Linked DNA regions of Homo sapiens: region 2 is linked to region 1. Evidence: read pairs that join two places in POLR2A ChIA-PET (ENCODE). Cell type or tissue: Panc1. All regions are shown on one strand. Links, peaks and the distances in the headings refer to the core of each region. The heading gives the core; the rest is flanking DNA. Region 1 has its middle 92 kb from the start of TMEM215. Region 2 overlaps LOC105376015 (a long non-coding RNA gene).

The links. ChIA-PET counts read pairs that join two places held together with the same protein. Peaks named below come from ENCODE experiments on the same cell type or tissue, not always from the same donor. Only the 100,000 strongest peaks of a DNase experiment are listed, where the experiment ranks them.
Region 2: POLR2A ChIA-PET joins it to region 1 with 11 read pairs; 2 of 35 experiments call an interaction of 5 or more read pairs at or near these places.

The regions. Positions count from the first base shown.
Region 1 is chr9:32,872,461-32,877,840 of GRCh38, forward strand. No RefSeq gene overlaps it. Among named protein-coding and RNA genes, the nearest start is that of TMEM215, 92 kb to the left of the region's middle. In Panc1, for the core only: no CTCF peak of the experiment used is centred there; no DNase peak of the experiment used is centred there.
Region 2 is chr9:32,601,790-32,607,169 of GRCh38, forward strand. It overlaps LOC105376015 (a long non-coding RNA gene), which reads right to left. Exons shown (of 2, transcript XR_929553.1): 2 at 2,118-2,678. Among named protein-coding and RNA genes, the nearest start is that of TAF1L, 31 kb to the right of the region's middle. In Panc1, for the core only: no CTCF peak of the experiment used is centred there; a DNase peak (open chromatin) is centred at 2,623; H3K4me3 peaks cover 347 bases.

The sequences.
Region 1 (5,380 bases), core at 191-5,190:
ATAAAATATTCTCCATAGCAGATTTAAATCACACCCAAAACTGTCCATTTGAGTTACGAGTATTTGTCTTTTTCTTTGTGTTTTAGGCATTTTCTTGAGACACTGGGTAAAGATGGGAGGCTGCTAAATAGAGGCCATTTAAACCACTTTAATTGTTATTTCAATGGGGAGTTGGAAGGAAGTATGTTGGGTACACTGCTAGGTAATCTACCACTGCGTGACCCACAAATGCAGACATTGTCTAAGTTACATTTGCACGACTTTTAACTAGCACTGGGAAAAGCCTGGCTTAAGAGTAAAAGAAAGGCCTAGAATCCAACAGACCTGGGTTCTAATCCTGACTCCACTTAATACTATTTGAAAACCCTGGGCAAGTTTATTTCCCAGCTCTGTGCCTCGGTTTCCTTGAATAGAATGTTAGGAAACTAAAACTTACCTTGTAGGATTCAAGAATAAGAGATAATGCATAGAAAGGACCTTGTACAATAGTTGGCACAAAGTAGGTACCTAATGAAAAGCCAGTTATTAATGCCTCCAAGAATATGAATGGTCTGTATGTCCATATCATTTCTAGCTTAAGAACTCACCCAAAAAAAGTAAAAGGATAAGAGCTCTGTTGAGTGGAGAAAAAAGATTCTAGATGATTCTCTTAGTTTACAGAATTTCTGCCTAGGAAATCAAATTCTTGCCTCTGGCTTGAAGGGCATCCAAGAGCCCACTCACTGCAGCTCAAGCTTGGCACAGTCGTAGGAACATCTCCCCTGCCCTGCACTGAACACACTCCTCAGGAACCAGCCTACGAGCTTACTTTGGGTGAAGTGCCGCTTCCTAGAAGCCAAGAGCAGCCATGCAGATGCTGCCCCCGGTGCCCCTGCTGGCATGGGAATCCTTGGCCACTGTCAACCCGCTGCCCAGGCTCCCCTCCACAGTCCACCGAACCACATCTGAGTGGAAGAAACAAAACAGCCCACATCAGTGTGTGCAGCCAACAAACGGAGCAAGCTGATCAGCAGATATCACTGAAAAAACCCCTCATAATAATAATGGCTGCCGTGCATGTGCCAGACACCCCCACCTGGCACTTTTCACGTGTCTTCTTGTTTAATTATCACAATAACCCTATGAGATGGGTATTGGTACTGTATCATCATTTTACATAGGAGGAAATGAGGTTCAGAGAAATTCAAAGTAGCTTCTCCAACATCCCATAGCTGATAAGAGTCAGAGATAAGATTACAACCCAGATCTGTTTGACTCCAGCGCTCAAACTCATTCCACCATACATGCTGGCTGTCCCAAGAGCCCACGTACAGAGTTCTCTGCTTGGGATTCAGAATCTGACTCATAGTCTCTGACCTAAAAGGAACGTTTGAGAATCTCAGTTATTACAGTATGTTCTCCAAGCCCACTCTTGTACACTCTGCCTTGTGATACTGGGGATGGGACCCTGCACAGCCCATTTCTCCTTTGCCAGCTGCTCTCTTGAGGTGTTTTCTAGGGGTGGGGAGTCCTAAAGGGATACCTAAAGGAGGGAGACGCCATCGGCTACTTCCTGCCTGCTTCCCATTTAGGTCAGCATGGCCCCAGAAAGGTTTCTTCTTTAGAACTCCTATAGCAGTCTGTTGCCACAGCACAGGGATTCTGATTGCAGTTTTCTCAGCACCAGCCATGTTGTACCACTCTCCTTCCCCCTCCCCAGAGGCATCAGGACCCACCTGAGCTAAGAGGTGCATCCCCTTCTCCAAGTTTCTGAGTTTTAATAGTCACAACTTCTTCACTCTGTTCCCAGCCCCTGCAGCTGTTTCCTCTGTGGCTCCTTTGTGCTCCCTGATTGCCTTTCCAGTTCTTTAATTCCTGGTTAATAATGAATTGTATCAACTTCTCTTTTAAAACAATGGGCATGGCTTGTCTCCTGACTGGACTCCATTTTACACAAAGAATCATCGTCTGCTCTAATGCCTTTCAAATGAGGAGACTGAGGCCCAGAGAAGTTAAGTGACATGCTTAAGCTTGCACGCTCAGTAAGAATATAAAATAATGTTGCTACGATTTGTCCTCTTAGAATGTGCTATAACACCATGAGGTACATACCACCATCCCTATCCCTACCCACACCCTCTTAGAATGTGCTATAACCCAGTTACATACATACCATCATCCAAATAAAACAAATGCAGAAATTGAGGCTCAAACATCATGTGATTTCCCTAATGTCACCCCTTAATGAGTAATAGAGGTACAATTTGAACTGAATTAGCCTAACTGTGAAACCAGGGCTCTTAACCACTATTCCATACTCAGTGTGTTATCTCCCCATCCCTCTGGACTGGATAAATGTCTCTGCATCTTCAAGGGCTGGTGGAGCTCCTAGCTGTGGTTTCTCGCTCTCCTAGAACTGCTCACTCTTGAAGCCAGTAATCTTTTCTTAGCACTACTGGCACAGAATATAAAATCTAAATATTGTCCATCTACTAACATTTCTTTAACCAAGTCCCCAAACCAAAGGGAAGAAAGCAGCTATCTTTTACATGATATTATTGTCTCCCAAGCTATCTGGGAATCTTCAGGATGATTAAAGTCCCTCTCTAGCCAGTTGCAATGACTCTAAGTCCTAGATGATTCACAGAAAAAAAAAAAGGGGGATGGGGGTGGGGAGGACTACTTGGCAATTAGGAAGGAGTAGGATCACAGTTATGAAAGCTATAAATATCTTTCACATGTCTTCTGTAGACTGGGCTGCAAAATAAGAAAGTTCCAATATCCTATTTATTAGTTATCAAAAAGCACAAAGTTGCACTTCAAACATATCAATAAGTCTCTCTCTATTACCTCTTGACAGGTAGAGCCCAATTAGGAGCTTCCAAGAAGCTGGGTTTGGAGTCCAGCTACTTCCTGACTGAGAGCTCTGCTGAACACTGCAGCCAGTTAATCACAGGAGGAGACTGGATGGCTCCCATGTCAGGCATGCTGCAGGGCCATGGCAGGAGGAAGAGCTGCTTGCTGTCTACTAATGAGCCAACCTGGATGCCCAGCAGGCTCTGCTGGGCTCAATGCCCTTGTTTGTAGGAAGTATCCTCAGGATTCATCTTAGTTGCAGCCCAGAATGGAGGTTAAGTCAGGAGCCATCAGAGAATGTAGGAGGCCTTACCACCATGCGAGGGTTGAGCCTACCTACCAATCCAGGAGTAGAGAAAAAGACATCGGCCTTTTCAGGCATCCTGAGCTTTTGTGGGCAGCTCCGTTGAAGCTCTTGAAAGCTCTGCTGCTTTCATTTAGTAACTATTTATGGACTGCTAACTAGGTACCAGGCACTGACAGTATTACTCTGTTCAAGTCAATAAACATTTCCTGAGTATCTATATGTACAAGCACTTCACCAGGAAGAAAGGACTTACACCTAAAAAAGGTGGCCTTCCAGACTCGTGTGACTTCCTGCTCATCTCAGCACCCTGGGTGTCACGGGTTTTCTCAGTGCCCCACAGCAGGAAGCAGTCCAATTTACTAGAAAGAGCAACAGACAAGGAGCCAAAGTTTATGTCTGGGCTCTGCCACTCACCCCCTGCACGATTTAGGCAAGTCACTGAACCATCCCACCTCAGTAGTTTCATGTGCAAAAAGCAATCTGACAGGCTAAGATCCAACAAGACAAATCTAAGGATGATTATTATTGAAATTTATGGGTGGAGGGAAAAGAAAACAGGTATTTCCACCCTATTTAATTTAAACGTTATATCAGACAAATGAAATTCCCTGTGACTATTAAGAAAGACTGGCTAGGCATGGTGGCTTACGCCTGTAATCCCAGCAATTCGGGAGGCCAAGGCGGGCGGATCACCTGAGGTCAGGAGTTTGAGGCCAGCCTGACCAACATGGAGAAACCCCGTCTCCACTAAAAATACAAAATTAGCTGGGCGTGGCGGCACATGCCTCTAATCCCAGCTACTCGGGAGGCTGAGGCAGGAGAATTACTTGAACCTGGGAGGCAGAGGTTGCAGTGAGCCGAGATCGCACCATTGCACTCCAGCCTGGGCAACAAGAGCGAAACTCCGTCTCAAAAGAAAAAAAAAAGAAAAGAAAAGAAAAGAAAGACATGGGGAAAACTGAAACACAAAATCAGCCCCAGGAAAACGTGGCCATAGATAGATGGATAGGTTTATTTTCAGGGCTACTCCAGTTAATTTTTTTGGCATCCACCTCATTCAGTGCCCAAACACGAAATGCAGCTCCTACCCTCACCCCCTCCAGAATCACTGGATCCCAACCATGGGAGGGCCGGCGAGCCCATCTCATTCAGTCTTCTGCACCCACAGGACGCCCAGGCACCAACATCCCGGAAGAGGCCTTCCAGTCTTCACTTGAATACATTCAAAGGTGAGGTGCTCATTGTTTGGTAATATAACATTCCATTTTTCCCAGCTCTGATGAGTAGAAAACATGAAATCCAAAACCATCCATTGGTCCTTGTCCAGCCCCCGTGATGCTACCTGAACTCATCTAACCAACCTTCTCCAAGGCAGCCTTTGACCCAGTCCCTCATTCTCCTCTCCTTTATAATAACTCCTTTAAACAGCTTTGGGTTTCGGGGTGGGGTGGGGGGCGCATGCTGTTAATAGGACCCAACCCTGACATTACTTGTGTCCTATTAACAGAAATGAGTTCCTCCTCCTACTTATTCAGAAGTTGACATTAGGCATAAAAAGATAGGCATGACCTTTTCAGCCAGACCCTAGGGAACAGATTCTAAAAATATCTCTATGTCCGCAGGCATCATGGCCAGAGCCAACACTATGAATAACCCTCTATGCTCCCTGGAGACTCAGGAGACAAGAAGAGACCTGCAGGCCAGTTTGCATGTCAGGGTGCAGGGGGAGTCATCGGCCAGGACTGGCCTTTGTGTTCTAACAGCTGAGGCATGGCCCAGGGCAATGAAGGCCCCATCCATCCCTGAGTCATGAGGTGGCCCAGAGGAGAAGATGAGAGGATTAGGAGAATAGGGGGCTTTGTTATTAGTATAATCGTAATAATTTCCCTCAATATTTGAGAATTATAAGCAAGGACTTGGACTCAAATTAACTTAGGATTAGACTCAAATAATATTGTAGTATATTGATTAAAATATCATATCTGGCTATACTAAGCCCAGGTCACTGGGTAGTAGAAGGGCTTAATCCCACAAGTTCTATCACTTAATAATAACAAGAATAACTAACATTTATTGAGCCAGTCACTGCTTTAGTTACAGCTTAGTTATAGTATCTCCACAACAACCCTATGAAGAAGTATATAATAACTCAGGGATGCACGGGATCTCCATTGCCCTGGGCCATGCCCCAGCTGTTAGAGGACCAAGGCCAGTCCTGGCCGATGACTCCCCCTGCAC
Region 2 (5,380 bases), core at 204-5,203, 270 kb before region 1:
GGGGTAACAAACAATAATTTGTTGATGTTTTGTATAACAATCTGAAAAAGTAAAATGATATTAGCCGTGCCACCTCAAGGAGCACCTAGTTTGTGCCAGGTGCTTTATACATATACAGGTACAGCAAATTTAGGATTATTGATATCATTCATAAAGAAGAAAAGTCAGCTCAGAGAGATTAAATGTATAACCTGCCTAAAAACACAAACTCAAGGAGGTGGCCCAGGATCAAAGCCTAGTTTTAACACTAAAGCCCATGACCTTTCCTATGCTGCTATATATTTTCAAGAACAGTTTGCTGGCAAATAATTATTTAGCTTTAAGCCATAAATTACTCAACCTAAAGATCTACAGTGTTGTAAGAATGCAAAGTGAGCCTGAATTGAACAAAACAAAACAAAAAACAATATGTAGGGCTATGAACAAGGGATGGGAGTGGAGGAGAGACTATGATTTTTGTGTACTTCGAATGTATCAGGTTCTGTGGTCCAGTATTTACATACTTTTTCTCTTTTACTCCTTCCAACAACCCTGTGAAGCAGAGATTGTTATGTTCATGTTAACCGTCTCTCTCTCCGTCTCTCCTCTGTGGCTCATTTGCAAGGTTGACATGACATCTATTTTAATTTTGCTCAAGCTAAACTTATGCAGTGCTATGATATAAACTTCAGTTTCTCTGATCTACTGTAGTTCTTCTTGACCCTCTTCCTGGAAACTATTTATCACCCCTATGGAGAAAAACTTGAGGGCTGGCTGTTATTTTCTACTTACTTTTCTCTAGCCAGAAAATTTGTGAGAAGGAGGAAAGGTCATCAGGAGCTGCCTACAGTTGTTGCTAGCCTGGCTGGATTCTCTCTTGCAAGCCCCAGCAAATGTCCCTTACCAGGGCCAGTCTTCCCAGCATGGGACATTTTCTAACCCAAGGGCTTTGGTTGATCCCCCCATTCAGCAAGCACCCTGGAGAATGCCCGGCCCTGCCTACTCCTCTGCCTTAGCAAGGGTCTGCAGTGGCACGAAGAGTGGCTCCTACGCGTCAGTTTCCCCACCTCCTCGTGCCTCAATCCACTTCTTCCTCACATCAAGGCGAATTCAGAAAAAGTATCAGAATTTTGTTGACTCACCTTTCCTCATTTCTCTTTCTGAAAAGCAAGTGTCATTACAAGGTTGAAAGCCGTACAGTTGAAAGTAAAACTGTATTACATGAAGTTTTGCCCTTTTTTCAATCTTGATCACTGATGAGAAATTTTTGGCCCTTTAAAATGCAGTCATTTTATTCATTTTGTTAGGTACTGGGGGAAAATGCTCTCTGATCTGACTTCCTTTACCTCAAACTTTCAGAACAACTTTCAAGCAGGTGGGCCACACTCAGAAAAACCAAAGCCTGAAATTCAGTGTCAGGGTAAAAATAACATTAAGGATGGGGTGAAAAACAGTGAGCCTTATTTCACATTGACTTTAGAGGCTGAATTACAGCTAGATAGGAGGAATAAGTTCTAGTGTTGAGATGGCTTCTAATTTTATATTTACTTAAATCACATACTTATGTTTCCAAGAGCTTAAAAAAAAAAGGACAAGACACTTTGAAGTTTGTATCATTTCCAATACTAAAAATTCACTAAAGGTGAATCGTTGCAGGTTAAAAATCTCATATGCTAGGCCGGGCGCGGTGGCTCACGCCTGTAATCCCAGCACTTTGGAAGGCCGAGGCGGGCGGATCACGAGGCCAGGAGATTGAGACCATCCTGGGTAACACAGTGAAACGCCATCTCTACTAAAAATACAAAAAATTAGCCAGGCAAGGTGGCGGGCGCCTGTAGTCCCAGCTACTCGGGAGCCTGAGGCAGGAGAATGGCGTGAACCCCGGGGGGCGGAGCCTGCAGTGAGCCGAGATCGCGCCACGCACTCCAGCCTGGGCGACAGCGAGACTCTGTCTCAAAAAAAAAAAAAAAAAAAAAAAAAAAACTCATATGATAATAGACTTCAAAAACAACAACAAAAAAACCCAAAGCATCCTTATAATGACACAAAATATTAGAGTGGCATTAAAATGTGTCCCAAATATATAATATCATTTTCAAAAGATGTCGCCGTCTAAAAGCAACTGAGCTGAACATCTCTGACTTCACCATACTTTGCATTTATTTATCTTACAAAGTGAAACTAATTCTTTCATTACTTTTAGAGATTAATTCTGTGTGCTGACTTCAACAAGACGATGTTTTGCATTTGTGCTCAGCCACATTTTAAGCAACACCCTGAGAGAGTCAGTACTGTGTGCAGGGATTCAGCTGCACAGTTCACATCGAGATCAGCAAAAGGGTGGATAAATCCCTAGGTGCGGCTTTAATTTTGTTGCCAGGAAAAAAAAAAAACAAAAAACCCAACCAGTGTTCAGAGGCCATCAGGCTTAGCTTCTGCTCTGTGCCTCTGCGAAGTGCAATGCACAGGAAACAACACATCCTGGAGCCCCGACCCACTCTGAATTACAGCTGCCTGCCAGGCCCAGGAGGCTTGGTCCTAGGAGTCCAGCAACCAGGCTGTGCAGTGCGGCTGGGTCGAAAATTCCTGAGGGCTGATTATCTTCTTCTCAGCAGTTGGCAGGTGTGCGTCACCATCAGCTTAACTCTCCCTGTGTTCCCTGGATGACTCACAATGATCGCTTCCCATGTCACCTTAACCTAGTGAGCAAATTAGGAAGAGTTGTTTATTCATTTTAAACTATGATAATCCCTTCTAGTCACAATAGCTAAAGTGGTCATATGGCCACTGGCCATCACTATTGATCTTCTGGTATGTGTTGGGTATAGTTATGGAGGCAGAGTAGCAGTGGCCAAACACCTGTGTTCCGGGTTCAGGAACTGAAACCCTGGCTCCACCACTAACTATCTGCATGGCAGGGCAAGGTCCTTAACTTCATTAAACCTCCGGTTCCTTATTCGTAAAATGAAGACAATAATGGCACCCATTGGGAGGACTTAAAAAGCTAATACTGTGTATAGGAAAATTCTTAGCCCCATGTTAACATTCTCACTGATGCAGCTGCTGAAGATGATTAACATCTATTTTATTTAAGAAAGTTGATACCAAAGGTTTACATTTATATATTTTCCTAATTTAAAAAAATATTTTATATGACACATAATGATTTGTACATATTTATGGGGTGCATAGTGATGTTTCAACACATATGATGTATAGTGATAAGGTCAAGGTAATTAGCATAGCCATCATGTCAAACATTTATCATTTCTTTGTGTTGGGAACATTCTATATCCTCCTGCTAGCTATTTGAAACTATAGAGTATATTATTGTTAACTATCATCATCCTGTAGCGCTATATAACACTAGAACTCATTCCTTCTATCTAGCTGTAATTTTGTATTCTTCTACAAATCTATCCCTATGTCTCCCTTCCCTCTCCTTCCCAGCCTGTAGTACTGAGTTGCTTTACCAGTGATTAGGAATATAATGAAGTACTTCTGAAACCAGATGCTTTTTATTTTCAAGCTTTAAGCATTTATTTTCAATTGTACAAAACCATCTTGTTTCATGGATGAAGACAGAGAAATATAAGGCTTGCCTGAGATCACAAAGCTGACTAGAGGTAAAAATGCTACTAAAATTCTAGTGTCCTGATTTTCTTCCCAGGCTTTTTTGTCTCCATTGCCCTGCTTTTCCTTGTATGATCATATTCATCAGCGGAGACTCTCATATTCTAGCCATGTTCCTACAGAGCCATTCTAGATGTTAGTAATTTCACTTTTTGGCTGTTATAACAGAGAGCCTCAAAATAACACTGGGGCTAGCCTCAGTGGCTCATGCCTGTAATCCCAGCCCTTTGAGAGGCCTAGGTGGGTGGATCACTTGAGGTCAGGAGTTCCAGACCAGCCTGGCCAAGATAGCAAAACCCCGTCTCTACTAAAAATACAAAAAACTAGCTAGGCGAGATGGTGGGCAGGAGAATTGCTCAAACCCGGGAGGCGGAGGTTGCGGTGAGCTGAGATTGCAGCCACTGCACTCCAGCCTGGGCAACAGAGCAAAACTCTATCTCAAATAAATACAAAATAAATAAAAAATAACACTGGATTAAACAAGATACTTATCTCTCATGTTAAAATCCAGGTAAGCAATCCAGGGCTGGAATGGAGGCCCTGCAATCACCAGTTGCCCAAGCCTCCTGTGTCTTAATGCCCTGCCAATCTCAGCACCTAGTATCTGTTTTTGGTCTAAGGATGGCTACCCTCACTTCCACCTTCCCATCAGTGAGGATGTGGAAAGAGGTAAAAGCCTGGCTCCATTTAAGAGAACATGACATTTTTGCTCACATCCCATTCTTCTGAACTTAATCACATAGCTACATCTAGCTGCAAGGGAGGCTGGAAAATGGGACTCTTTGACTGCCCCCTGTGTAAGAAGGGGAGACTGGATACTGGAGTATAATTAATAGTTGTTGACACATGGACACCCTAAGCTTTAAGTAGTATGATATTTTTACAAAAATACTAGAGTTTTTAGAGTTTAATACAACAGCTAGAAGGTGTACATAGGTCCTAAGCATCAATGAAGGATCATTAATCCATTTCTCAGAATGTGATTCCAGACAGCAGCTTCCATCTGAGGGTCTACAAAGGTGGCATGGGGTTCTGCACATTATTACAAATATTTACCAAGCCAATGTATAAAAAGACAGGCAATAACAAATATTGACAAGGATGTAAAGAAACTGTAGCTCTTGTATTCTGCTGGCGGGAAAATGGTGCAGCCACTTTGTAAAACATTTTTCAGTTTCTTAAAATACTAAATAGAGTCACCATATGACCCAACAATTCAGCCATTATTATCTACCCAAGATAAATGAAAATCTACATTCACATGAAGATTTGTATATGAATATTCCTGAGAACATTAGCCATAATATCCAAAAAATGGAAATAACCCAAATGTTTTAACTGGTGAATGGATAAGAAAAATGTGGTATATCCATACAACAGAACACTATTCCAGTCATAAAAAGGAACAAAGTATTGACACATGCTTCAACATGAATGCATGTCAAATACATTAAGTGAAAGAAGACATAAACAAAAGACCATGGTTCCATTCATATGAATATAAATATATGAAATATCCATCACAGACACATCAATAGAAACAGAAAGCAGATCAGTGGTTTTGTGTGGCGGGGGTTGGGGGTGGTGCTGAAGGTGGAAATAGGAAGTGACTGCAAATGGGAATGAGGTTATTTTGGGGGTGAAGGAAATGTTCTAAAATTCCATTGCAGTAATGATTGCAAAACTCTTTAAACTTACTAAGAATTATTAAATTATACACTTTTATTTTTAGAGATGAGGTCTTGCTACATTGTTCAGGCTGCTCTCG